Regions from separate parts of the Homo sapiens genome. Here regions 1 and 3 are each linked to region 2. The links are chromatin contacts, found by Hi-C or POLR2A ChIA-PET in ENCODE. All regions are on one chromosome and are shown on one strand. Each heading gives the region's core, a stretch centred on a gene start or an enhancer-like site at or near the end of the contact. The rest is flanking DNA. Distances are from core to core; before and after follow the strand shown.

Region 1 (3,273 bases), core at 90-2,589, 150 kb after region 2:
TGAATCCAGTATAAATCCACCCACTAAATTTCATACAAGGACTGAGGGCTTCTAAGTCTCCAGGCTACTGAGCCATCCTTTTGTTTAGCTGAGACATGCAGAAGAAATAGTATTTATGTGGTGTCCTCTATGGAGCAGAAAATGCATTTCCTACTAATTTCAGTATTACTAAGAAAGCAGACTCTCCTGCAAAATGCATTATGAGCTCCTGCTTGCTTGCTTCCTCTGCTGCTGAGTTTCTAGTTCAGATAAAAGAAAGCTAAAGCTAAAAATCAAACCAGCTTTGCCCCCTGCTTATTTCTACAACCAAAAGAGCATCTGGTAAACAGGAAATCAGAGCTAAACATAAACCATGGCTTCAGACAAACCAGGGGTCAATCCTGCTTTCAAACCTCAGGCATTTTAATAAAAAACACAATTTGCATCCTAAGCAAGGGACTCCAGTTTCCAAGGCAATGCTCAGCAACTGGCCACTTTGGAGAAAATAAAATTCAGAACCCTTGTGTATGATGGCTCAGGAAAGTACAGACTGCAAGGCTGTGAGTGTCACCACTGAGAGAATACCTTCCAGAATAACATTTCAGGGTCTGATACTGGCTGAAACATTCACTAGCTATGTAACTTCAGGCAAGTCACCTAAATCCTCTCAGCCTGTTATGATGATGTCTTGTAATAATCCTCACAAAGTGCTTAGAAGAGTGACTGGCACATAGTCTTCTAGATATCTTAGTTATTATTATAACTGCTTTTTGTTAGGCTATGAAGAAGCTAACTTAGAAACTCCACAAGTAAACTTTCCCAGTCTGGAATGGTTTAGCCATAGTCTAGTTGATGAGAACAAATAAAAGGGTAACATTTTAAACTCAAAATGTTTTTGAGTTCTTTACAGATAACTAGAAGATGAAATTAAGATCCTATAAAGTGGCCACGCACTGTGGCTCACACCTGTAATCCCAGCACTTTTGGAGGCTGAGGCGGACGGATCACCTGAGGCCAGGAGTTTGAGACCAGCCTGGCCAACATGGTGAAACCCCGTTTCTACTAAAAACACAAAAATTAGCCAGGCATGATGGCGTGTCCCTGTAATCCCAGCTACTCAGGAGACTGAGGCACAAGAATTGCTTGAACCCAGGAGGCGGAGGTTGCAGTGAGCCAAGATTACACCACTGCACTCCAGCCTGGGCGACAGAGCGAGACTCTGTCTTAAAACAAAAAAGGATCTTATAAAGAGAAATTAAAGATTTGCTAATAAGCCCTATGAAAGGGGTTCTTGGCTTTCTTGAGAAAGAGCACTTCCTTTATTTCTTCAAAGCTTGTGGTGGTGATGGGGTGAGGGGCAGAAGGGTGTGGTGCTGAGTGGGAGGGAAGTACTGCAGACTGAATGCAGGGGCTGCAGGACAGAACAGGGCATAAGGATCTAGGAGTCAGGGCCTCTGCTCTAAAACCATATGCTAATGTTTCCTTTAACTCAAACAGAAAAGACTAAGATTTCTTCCTCGCTATAATCAACTCTCCCAGATAACCTGTGTTCCTCCTTTGGAACAAATATCACACACGTGAGCATGTGTTCAGTCCCTGTTAGGCAGGGACTGGGTCTGCCTTATTCACTGCTGCAGCCCCAGGGCCAGCCTTGGTGCTTCAACACAGGAGGCATCCAATAAATCTGTGCAAGTGAACAAAGTCTAAATTACCCTCGGGATTAGAACTTGTGATTAGTTTTCCTTTCTGTCTCGAAAATGCCCTCACTGAAGATAGCACCTGGAATGTTGTATGCCCACAGTGTAATCAATTATTACCTCTTCCTTTACAAGCAAAGGTTAAGATCCATGCAGCTTCTTAATGCATTTCTAATTAACAAAGTGTTTCTACTTCTCTATTTTCCTCTGAGGGTCTCACACACCTACTTCATGAAGCGGCTAGAAATAAAGACTGACTATGTTTCCAAACAACCCATGTGGTTATATGTAATTCAACTTCGGAGTCCGAGAGGCATGGCTTGGGAGAGAAGAGAGGAAAACAGGCAGGTGGGATATCCAACAGCTGAAAAAGAAGTAAAACCTATAGCCCAGCCATTTGTAATTCACATATTTAGCTTTTATAAAAAGTAGGCTCTCTCGGGGTACGTACACAAGGAACGGATAGCCTATAGGGTTTGTTTTACATATCTTCCATGATTTTAGGGTAAAGTCAGAAAAATCACTTGTCATTTACAAATGTATCCTTATTTTTTTTCTTCTAGGAGGCTTTCCGGAAGCACTAAGAAATAGAACTAGTTTGTCTAATTTGGAATTAAAAGAGTAACCAACTGAGTGTCTTCAGCAGTGACAATGAAAATGTACCACTTCCCATTTTGATAATTCAAAGAGCCTTAAGAAAGATCGTTTTGCTTGAAAGCACTATTTCACACTGACACTGGTCATTCATAGGCTTCAGATAAGAAAAACTCCAGCAGTGTCCAGATCAAGCCATCCTGACTTTGTCTCTAGGCGGCTTAACCTCAAGTCACAGCCTGGTCTCTGCAGCAGAGCCAGGCATTCCGGAGCCTGCACGGCCTAGCTCTTCTGGAGCAGATGGGCTCACTTCCCAGGGTGCTGCTAGCTTGCATTCAAAGTGACTTCACATCTCACTCCCTCAGGTGGTCAGGATGATGCCCATCCCTGATCTGACACAGGCACTGATGTCCACTAGACTCTGGCCAGCAAAAAGCCCTCTCACAGAAGAAGGGGTCAAAAAGGGCTAAATCTGAGACAGAAGCCAGTTTCTCAGATGTGCTATTTCTGCCTAAGCATCCTTTCTTGAACAATAAAAAAAAAAGGCTGAAAATATCTCTTATATCATTTTCAGGAACACAAATTTTAATTTCGTCTGCTTTTTTCTTAAAGGGGATAATCAACCACTGAATCATCTGATTTCTTAGAATATACACTGCTACTTAAGTGTCTATTATGTGCCTTTTAGCATGTGATGGTTACATTAGGTGGCTACCAGCTTGCTCCATGCCAGAAAATAAGGAAACATAAGGTAATCAGTAGCAATGTAAGAAATTCAAAGCATTCAGTTGATGAAAAACCCAATTTCCTTTCTTGACATAGATGACAATCTGGTAGAAGTACAACTCTGGACAAATCTGTATAGTGTTGTCTTTAAAAAAGAAGATAATTTTTCAAATTATAATCATCAGTGACCATAGCAGTGCAGGATCTGTGCAAGATCAAACAGGCAGCACTGAGCATGGGGCTTGTGACTGGTGGAGGGCTTGGCATTTTACCTGTC
Region 2 (3,678 bases), core at 399-2,898:
CTGACTTCAGAGCCCCAAACAGCTTCTCGCTGGATCCCAGGGGCAGACCAAAGGACTGCCAGGCCCTGTCCAGCTGGCTGGCCCCTGCGGCTGGAATCCTGCCCTCCTCTCCTTTCATGGGGTTCCACAGCTTGTCTTGGAACCCAGGACTACCTTTCAGGGCCGAGTTGAAATCCCCTGCCCCCAGCGCCCACGGCTTCTCAGTCAGGCTGGGCCCAGCCAAGGCCGAGGTGCTGTTCCCAAACTTGCAGGGGCTCCACGGTTTGCCTCGCAGCCGTCCTCCAGAGTGGGAAGCTGCCTGCTGCCCCTCACCGGGGAACAGCCCCCACTGGCCATCTGTGAAGTGGGAAGGGGCCAGGCAGCTGGCCCCAAAGGAACTGAGCTTGTCAGGGACGATGGCAGGACTCTCCCCAGACGAGAACACACCCCAGCTGCCACCCACACCGTTAGTCCTCTTGGGGGACATGCTTGGGCCTCCTGAGTACTGTCCCCAAAGGTGACTGGGTCCTCCATTCTGAGACACCTCGGACAGAGGTGTCTTGCCCATCTTGCCAGCGTCTCTGGGCACAGGCTCAGCCTGGGTCAGCGGGTCTACTGGCTCTTGCTTGATGGATCTGTTGTAGCAGTTGGAGCTCTGGGCAAAGGGGGAGGGGTCCCTGGACACTGAGTGGAGTAGGGGGGCCTTGGGAAGCAGATACTCCTTGGGGCCTGGGTACGCAGGCTGCTGGTGGTGAGGAGTGGGGTGGTGGGCGTCTGTGGGAACAGCCTGGCTGGGCAGCTCGGCAAACTCAGCACCACCGTAGGCCGGGCTCAGGCTGTTGTGCAGAGCGTGGAGGTCTGGCTTCTTCTCAAAACTGCCACTGCTGCCACTGTGCCCCCAGGCACCAGGACCCAGGAACTGAGAGGGGAAGACGGGGTTGCTGGATGGAAAGCCATAGTAGCTAAAAGACGGGAGAGCGTACTTGGAGTGGAAGCCATTGACGGAGGTCAGGCTGGGCTGTGCATAGTAGGAGTGGTAGGAGTACACGCTGTTCATGCTGTAAGGGTCGGAGGGCCGGCAGTTGCCCAGCACCGAGTAGCTCTCCACCACCGCGTTGCCGCTGTACTTGAAGGAGCTGAAGTGGTTCTGCGGCTCCACCTTGAGGGAGGGCTTCAGGCCTTGCTGGGACAATCCACCCTTCAGAGACAGGCCTGGGGAAACAGAAGGCAAGATGGCAGAGGGGCAGACAACACCACAGCCTGGAGAGGCCCTGGGTCGGGGACTGGGGATGGACCCTCCCTCTTTCCCAGGGATGTTTCCTCTTTTGGGACAGGCAGGTGAGGTGCTGAGGCATGTCCAGCCCAGAACGGGTCGTACTCCCTGGGCCCTGCTCAGCACAGGCCCCAGCCCCAGCCCCACTGGGGGTGGGAGGAGGCGATCCCTGCTGAGAAGCACCTCATGCGGGGTCCACAGTACCCCCACCGACTCCTCTCTTCACCCTAGAGAACTCCAGAAGTTGTACTGAACCACCACCACCCACTCTGTGCCCAGCCCAGTCGGGATCACTGCAGGGACCAGGGCCAGGAGAATGAGAACTCAGATGCCTGCCAGCAACCGTCTCCGCCCATAAGCCCTGCTGCCCTGGCACACACCCACATGTCCTGAAGTGCTGCTACTCACCTCAGTATCTCAGAGGGGAGCAAACTAGAGCTCAGAGGGGAGCCTCTGATTCTCTGAGGGATGCAAACTAGAGGAGAAACCCAGTGCTTCCCCTCTACCAAGCTCACTTCCACGCAGATAACAAGTCCTGCTGTACTTGCATCCCCACGGCCTCCTATCAGGCTGGCTGTGGCTGCTGCAGATACCCTTCTGACTGACAATTAAGCAGAGGCCCCAGTTCCAGTGTGATGCAGGAGGGTGCGTGGAAGAGCAGGGGCCCCCATGAGGACAGTGCCATTGTGACTCCAAGCGGGCACCCTCCCCCCACACACCTGGGTCCGACGTAATGCCCGCCAGCTCCAGGGCCTCCTGCTTGATCTTCTCCGGAGTGCTCAGCTTCTCCTTCTGAATCTTCTTCTTCTCGGCTGCTGCCTTTCTGGCTTCCAGCTGCCGCTGGCGGCAGGACTTGGCAGGCTCGGGCAGGCGTCGGACCTCGCGGGGGAAGGCGGTGAGCACCTGGATGGCTCCGCTGCCCACCTTTGCATTCTGGTTCTCCTCGCTACCAAACTCATCCGTGTTGGCCATCTTGTACAGGGGGAGAACATGCAGCTGCTCATCCTCGGGAATCTTGCCCACGCAGCGATTGTCTTCCTTGGTCAGGGTGCAGACCTGCCCCAAGCAGTGGGGGAGAGAGGACATGGGGTTGGGGGACCGAGTGCTGGGAGAGAGGGGTCTGAGCACCCAAAACACATGACCTCATCTTTCCCCACACAATCCCAATACCAGCCACTACTACTTCCAAGAGTTTGTGGAAAGCACATTGATCTTGGTTCACGGGGCAACAGTATCACCAGCATTTACAGTCCACTCATCAACTTTCAAGGCACATTATCTCCTATGATCCTAAGAAGGCTGAGAGGAGATGAGATACCTGGCAAGGGGCCTGGCCAGGACCTGGAGGCTTGCTCTGCCCTCTGGCATAGCACTGACGCCACAGCACCACGTTGCCCAGTGAAGCTCAGACCGTCCACCATTATCTTCCTTGTTCTAAACACTCAGCCTCCTTTTGCTCTTAAAATACGTTTCCTTTTGGGAGGCCAAGGCGGGTGGATCACCTGAGGTCAGGAGGTCGAGACTAGCCTGATCAATATGATGAAACCCTGTCTCTACCAAAAATATAAAAATTAGCCTGGCGTGGTGGCATGCGCCTGTAATCCCAGCTACTTGGGAGGCTGAGACAGGAGAATTGCTTGAACCCAGAGATGGAGGTTGCAGTGAGCCAAGATCATGCCACTACACTCCAGCCTGGGCAACAAGAGTGAAACTCCGTCTCAAAAAAAAAAAAAAAGAGTTTCCTTTTTATTATAAACTCTATGTGCTGATTATAGAAAATTTAGGCAAGCAAAAAGGAAACAAAATCTCCCATCCCACCACCCAGAAGTAATCACTTTAAATATCACGGTCACCTAATTGTGTACATACACAAGTACACAATTACTTTTTGCTAATTAAAGGGGGTATTATGCATATGGTCACATAATAGCTTCATTTTTTTCTTAACATAGTATAAATATTTTCCTGTGCATTAAATATTCTCCCCCAATATGATTAGAGCTGTGTAATATTATTCTACTGTATCAATGTGTTAATCTCATTATCAAATATTTCAACTTGTTTCCAATTTTTTTATACCATAAACAATACTTTTTGAAATACCCTTTTAGCTAAATTTTGTAAGATTCTTAATTCCTTAGAATGAATGTTAAGTAGAACTGCCACATACTGCCAGACTACCCTCAAAAATGATTCGGTTTTTCACTCATACCAGCAGAATGTGTTTCAACTTTCCTATATTTTTTCCACTAATTTCTTTAAAAACTTTTTGCTCACTGTTAAAATCGATCTCGTTGTTGGTGTACATTTCTCACAAGATTTGCTTTTTTATTCAAGTTTACTCTCTACTCTTGTGTTGACTATATTTTCTTATTTTCTATATTTTTGATGCTCTGGCATTTGGGGTCTTGATCCCAGAGAGGCTG
Region 3 (3,140 bases), core at 182-2,681, 130 kb after region 2:
TTTCACACAATGATTTCAAGATGCTGACATTTGAGGTGTACAGAGTTAAGCAGCTCATAGGCAGGGCAGCAAGCACTGGCTTGAGTGTCAGGACACCCGGGCTATTCCAGCTCTGCTGCTAACTAGCTGTGTCTGCTTGGGAAAAACGTGTCTTACACACTCCCATCTGTACAAACACACCCTTAGTCTTTATTTACGTACCTATACAATGATCTAGCACCATTAAAATCATCATTCTAAACTGAAAAAAGGCAGACAACAGTAGACACCCCACCGGCAAGGTCTGCCCAAGTACTGGGGAGATTTTTGGTGCTGCAAAAACCAGTTTGAGGCCGGGCTCCGTGGCTCACACCTGTAATCCCAGCACTTTGGGAGGCCGAGGCGGGTGGATTGCTTAAGGTCAGGAGTATGAGACCAGCCTGACCGACGTGGTGAAACCCTGTCTCTACTAAAACTACAAAATTAGCCGGGTGTTGTGGCGCATGCCTGTAATCCCAGCTACTCTGGAGGCTGAGGTGGGAGAATCACTTGAACCTGGGAGGAGGAGATTGCAGTGAGCTGAGATCGCACCACTGCACTCCAGCCTGGGTGAGAAAGCGAGACTCCATCTCAAAAAAAAAAAAGCCAACAACAACCACCACCACCACAAAAAAAACCCAGTTTGAGCAGAGAGAAAGTCTCTGCTCTGAAGGAGAAAAAAAGCCAAAGATGAAGCTCACTGCTGCTGGCACTGAAACTGAAGGGAACACGCAGGTCATCTGAGGTCAAGTTCAGGGCATGCAGCCAGCCACCAGGCAGGAAGGAAGCAGAGTGAATGCCTGCCTGCTCTCCCAGCCCTCCACCTTCTGAGCAGAAGTCCCACACCGGTCCCCTTTGCTGGGTCTCCCAAGGGACCTCAGAGACTCCTTCCAGACCCGGGCATTTGGGCTCTGGCCTCAAAGATACAGCCTACGTAGAAATGCTGAAAGAAACAGATAAGACAACAGTGTGAGCAATGGAGGCTTGGCTGGCCTGGCTTGTCTTTGCCAAGCACTCTATTTAAAACATTTGAGCATTTCTTGCCTGCTATTGCCCTCTACTCTAGCCTTGCGGTCTCCCTGCCCAACCCCACCCCCTCACAGGCTCTTTTCTTAGCTCCCTGCCTTTGCTTATGGTGTTTACTCCAAATCACCCTCAACCCAGTCTTGCTCTAAAAATCCTACTTCACTTAATGCCCAGCTAGAATGCCATGTAATCCAGGAAGCTCCTTAGCTGGAAGCAGCACTCATTTTGGTCCACAGTGGTATCACGCTTAGGGGCATGAGGTCTGATCCCACAAGGACCTCGACGCACCCCACCCTTCACCATCACATCCTGTGTGTTCCTTCCTTTGCCCATGCTGCTCCCCTGCTTGGACCGTCCTTCCCACCCTACCTGCCCGAATGGTCCTCACCTCACCCTTCAAGGCTCAGCTCAGCTGTACTTTGTGAAGCACTCACCAGCTCTTTCTTTCTCTCCACTCACATGCACCTACCAGTTCCATTTACTGAGTGGCTACTCTGCCCAGAAGTTTGTCTACAATATTTCTAATTCTTGGTACCACTTGAAAAATAGTTGCAAAATTAGTTTCATTTTCAGATTTAAGGAAAACAGAAGCTCAGAGAGGCAAGTTGTCCAAGTTGCGCTGCTGGTGAGTGGCCCAGCCAGGATTTGGAACCAGATTTGTGTGATGTCTAAACCCAAGTCCTCCATGTACTCCATGCTGCTTATTCATTCATAAGGTGGATATTTTAAGCAGGAGACTGTCAGGACCTTAAAGATGGTCTTCCTTGCTTTCAAAGCAAGGGACCTAAAATATAGAGATGTTCAGTGACTTGCCCAGGGTGATACAGTTTCTCCCAATCCCCTTCTCTGATTCCTCCCATGTGCCAGCGCTGGTGGCCAGGGAACTATCTATCACTGCAGAGGCTGTCCAGTACCAGGTAACGTTTGTCCGGGGTCCCCAGTCGTAAGCCATGGGGCACACACCTGCACTGCAAGCAGGGCCCCAAATTAGGCAAGAGAGAATGTTGCAACAAGCTCAGAGCCACAGGATATATTAGCACAATTGTATACAATGATAAAATCCTAAACAGTGGCTTCAAAGTTTATAGCTTTCTGGCCAGGCATGGTGGTGGCACATGCCTGTAATCCCAGCTACTCGGGAGGCTGAGGCAGTAGAATAGCTTGAAACCAGGAGGTGTAGGTTGCAGTGAGCTGAGATTGCACCACTGCACTCCAGCCTCGGTGACAGAGCAAGGTTCTGTCTCAAAAAAAACAAAACAAAAGTAGTTTACAGCTTTCTCATGTAGAAGTCTGAGGAGAGAGTCCAGGGCTAAAGTTGCAGTTCTGTGAAGTCAGGGCCTGAGGCTTCTTCTGTCTTTTGCAATTCTCTCTTTATGAGGCACTTCATGATTCAAAGTGGCCTCCAGGATCATGGGGGAGGGGGTGGCTCTGAGGGCAGAATCAAAGGGCTCATCATCATCATCTATTTCTACCATCCGTTCTAAGGATCTTACAGTCACGTAATCTAGTCCAGAGTCAGAGAGGCTGCTCAGAGCCCACCTGCAGCTGGCCTGGGTCTTAGCGAGTACGTAGCTAAGTATGTTAGCAAGTATGTTGCTCGCAGCATGGAGGGGTAAGGGTGTGGGAGGTGTTTCATTGCTTAGTGCAAGGGGTCTTTCTCAGGCTCAGCCTGCGTCCCTTTTTCTTCTTTCTTCCTGCTTTCCATTTGTCCAGTATCTATTGAATTACCCACTCCCATGTGCCAGGCACTGGAGATACAAAGTGGGATAAGACATAAGCCATGCTCTAATAAAGAGACAAAGAGATGATTTTAGACCAGGCATGGTGGCTCACACCTGTAATCCTAGCACTTTGGGAGGCTGAGGCGAGTGGATCACCTGAGGTCAGGAGTTTGAGACCAGCCTGGCCAACATGGCAAAACCCCATCTCTACTAAAAATACAAAAATTAGGCGGGCATGGTGGCGGGCACCTGTAATCCCAGCTACTCTGGAAGCTAAGGCAGAAGAATCACTTGAACCCAGGGGGTGGAGGTTGTACTAAGTCGAGATCACACCACTTCACCACTCCAGCCTGGGCGATGAGTGAGATGCCGTCT

What was found. A loop is a pair of places that touch in the nucleus more often than their neighbours do. ChIA-PET counts read pairs that join two places held with the same protein, here RNA polymerase II (POLR2A). Pooled maps may share reads with other maps.
Region 1: a loop to region 2 is called in a map of posterior vena cava, with 29 times the contacts of the local background. The contact joins two enhancer-like sites. A Hi-C loop is called at or near these places in 2 of 168 maps with a recorded cell type or tissue (posterior vena cava and sigmoid colon) and 5 of 50 pooled maps. POLR2A ChIA-PET finds 5 or more read pairs at or near these places in 4 of 52 experiments (AG04449, activated T-cell, activated naive CD4-positive, alpha-beta T cell and 1 more).
Region 3: a loop to region 2 is called in a map of testis, with 2.2 times the contacts of the local background. The contact joins two enhancer-like sites. A Hi-C loop is called at or near these places in 1 of 168 maps with a recorded cell type or tissue (testis). POLR2A ChIA-PET finds 5 or more read pairs at or near these places in 5 of 52 experiments (AG04450, K562, activated T-cell and 2 more).

What each region holds. Positions count from the first base shown.
Region 1 is chr2:73,946,902-73,950,174 of GRCh38, reverse strand. It overlaps DGUOK (deoxyguanosine kinase), which reads right to left. Exons shown (of 7, transcript NM_080916.3): 3 at 3,269-3,273. Among named protein-coding and RNA genes, the nearest start is that of DGUOK, 22 kb to the right of the region's middle. Within about 2 kb of position 1,339, at least 4 of the 41 ENCODE cell types and tissues checked have a DNase peak (open chromatin) inside an H3K27ac peak, as active enhancers do.
Region 2 is chr2:74,097,906-74,101,583 of GRCh38, reverse strand. It overlaps TET3 (tet methylcytosine dioxygenase 3), which reads right to left. Exons shown (of 12, transcript NM_001287491.2): 11 at 1,972-2,308; 12 at 1-1,191. Among named protein-coding and RNA genes, the nearest start is that of BOLA3, 48 kb to the left of the region's middle. RefSeq lists an enhancer at 1,635-2,134. Within about 2 kb of position 1,648, at least 4 of the 41 ENCODE cell types and tissues checked have a DNase peak (open chromatin) inside an H3K27ac peak, as active enhancers do.
Region 3 is chr2:73,968,827-73,971,966 of GRCh38, reverse strand. The region is part of intron 1 of DGUOK-AS1 (DGUOK antisense RNA 1); the gene reads left to right. Among named protein-coding and RNA genes, the nearest start is that of DGUOK-AS1, 11 kb to the left of the region's middle. RefSeq lists an enhancer at 756-925. Within about 2 kb of position 1,431, at least 21 of the 41 ENCODE cell types and tissues checked have a DNase peak (open chromatin) inside an H3K27ac peak, as active enhancers do.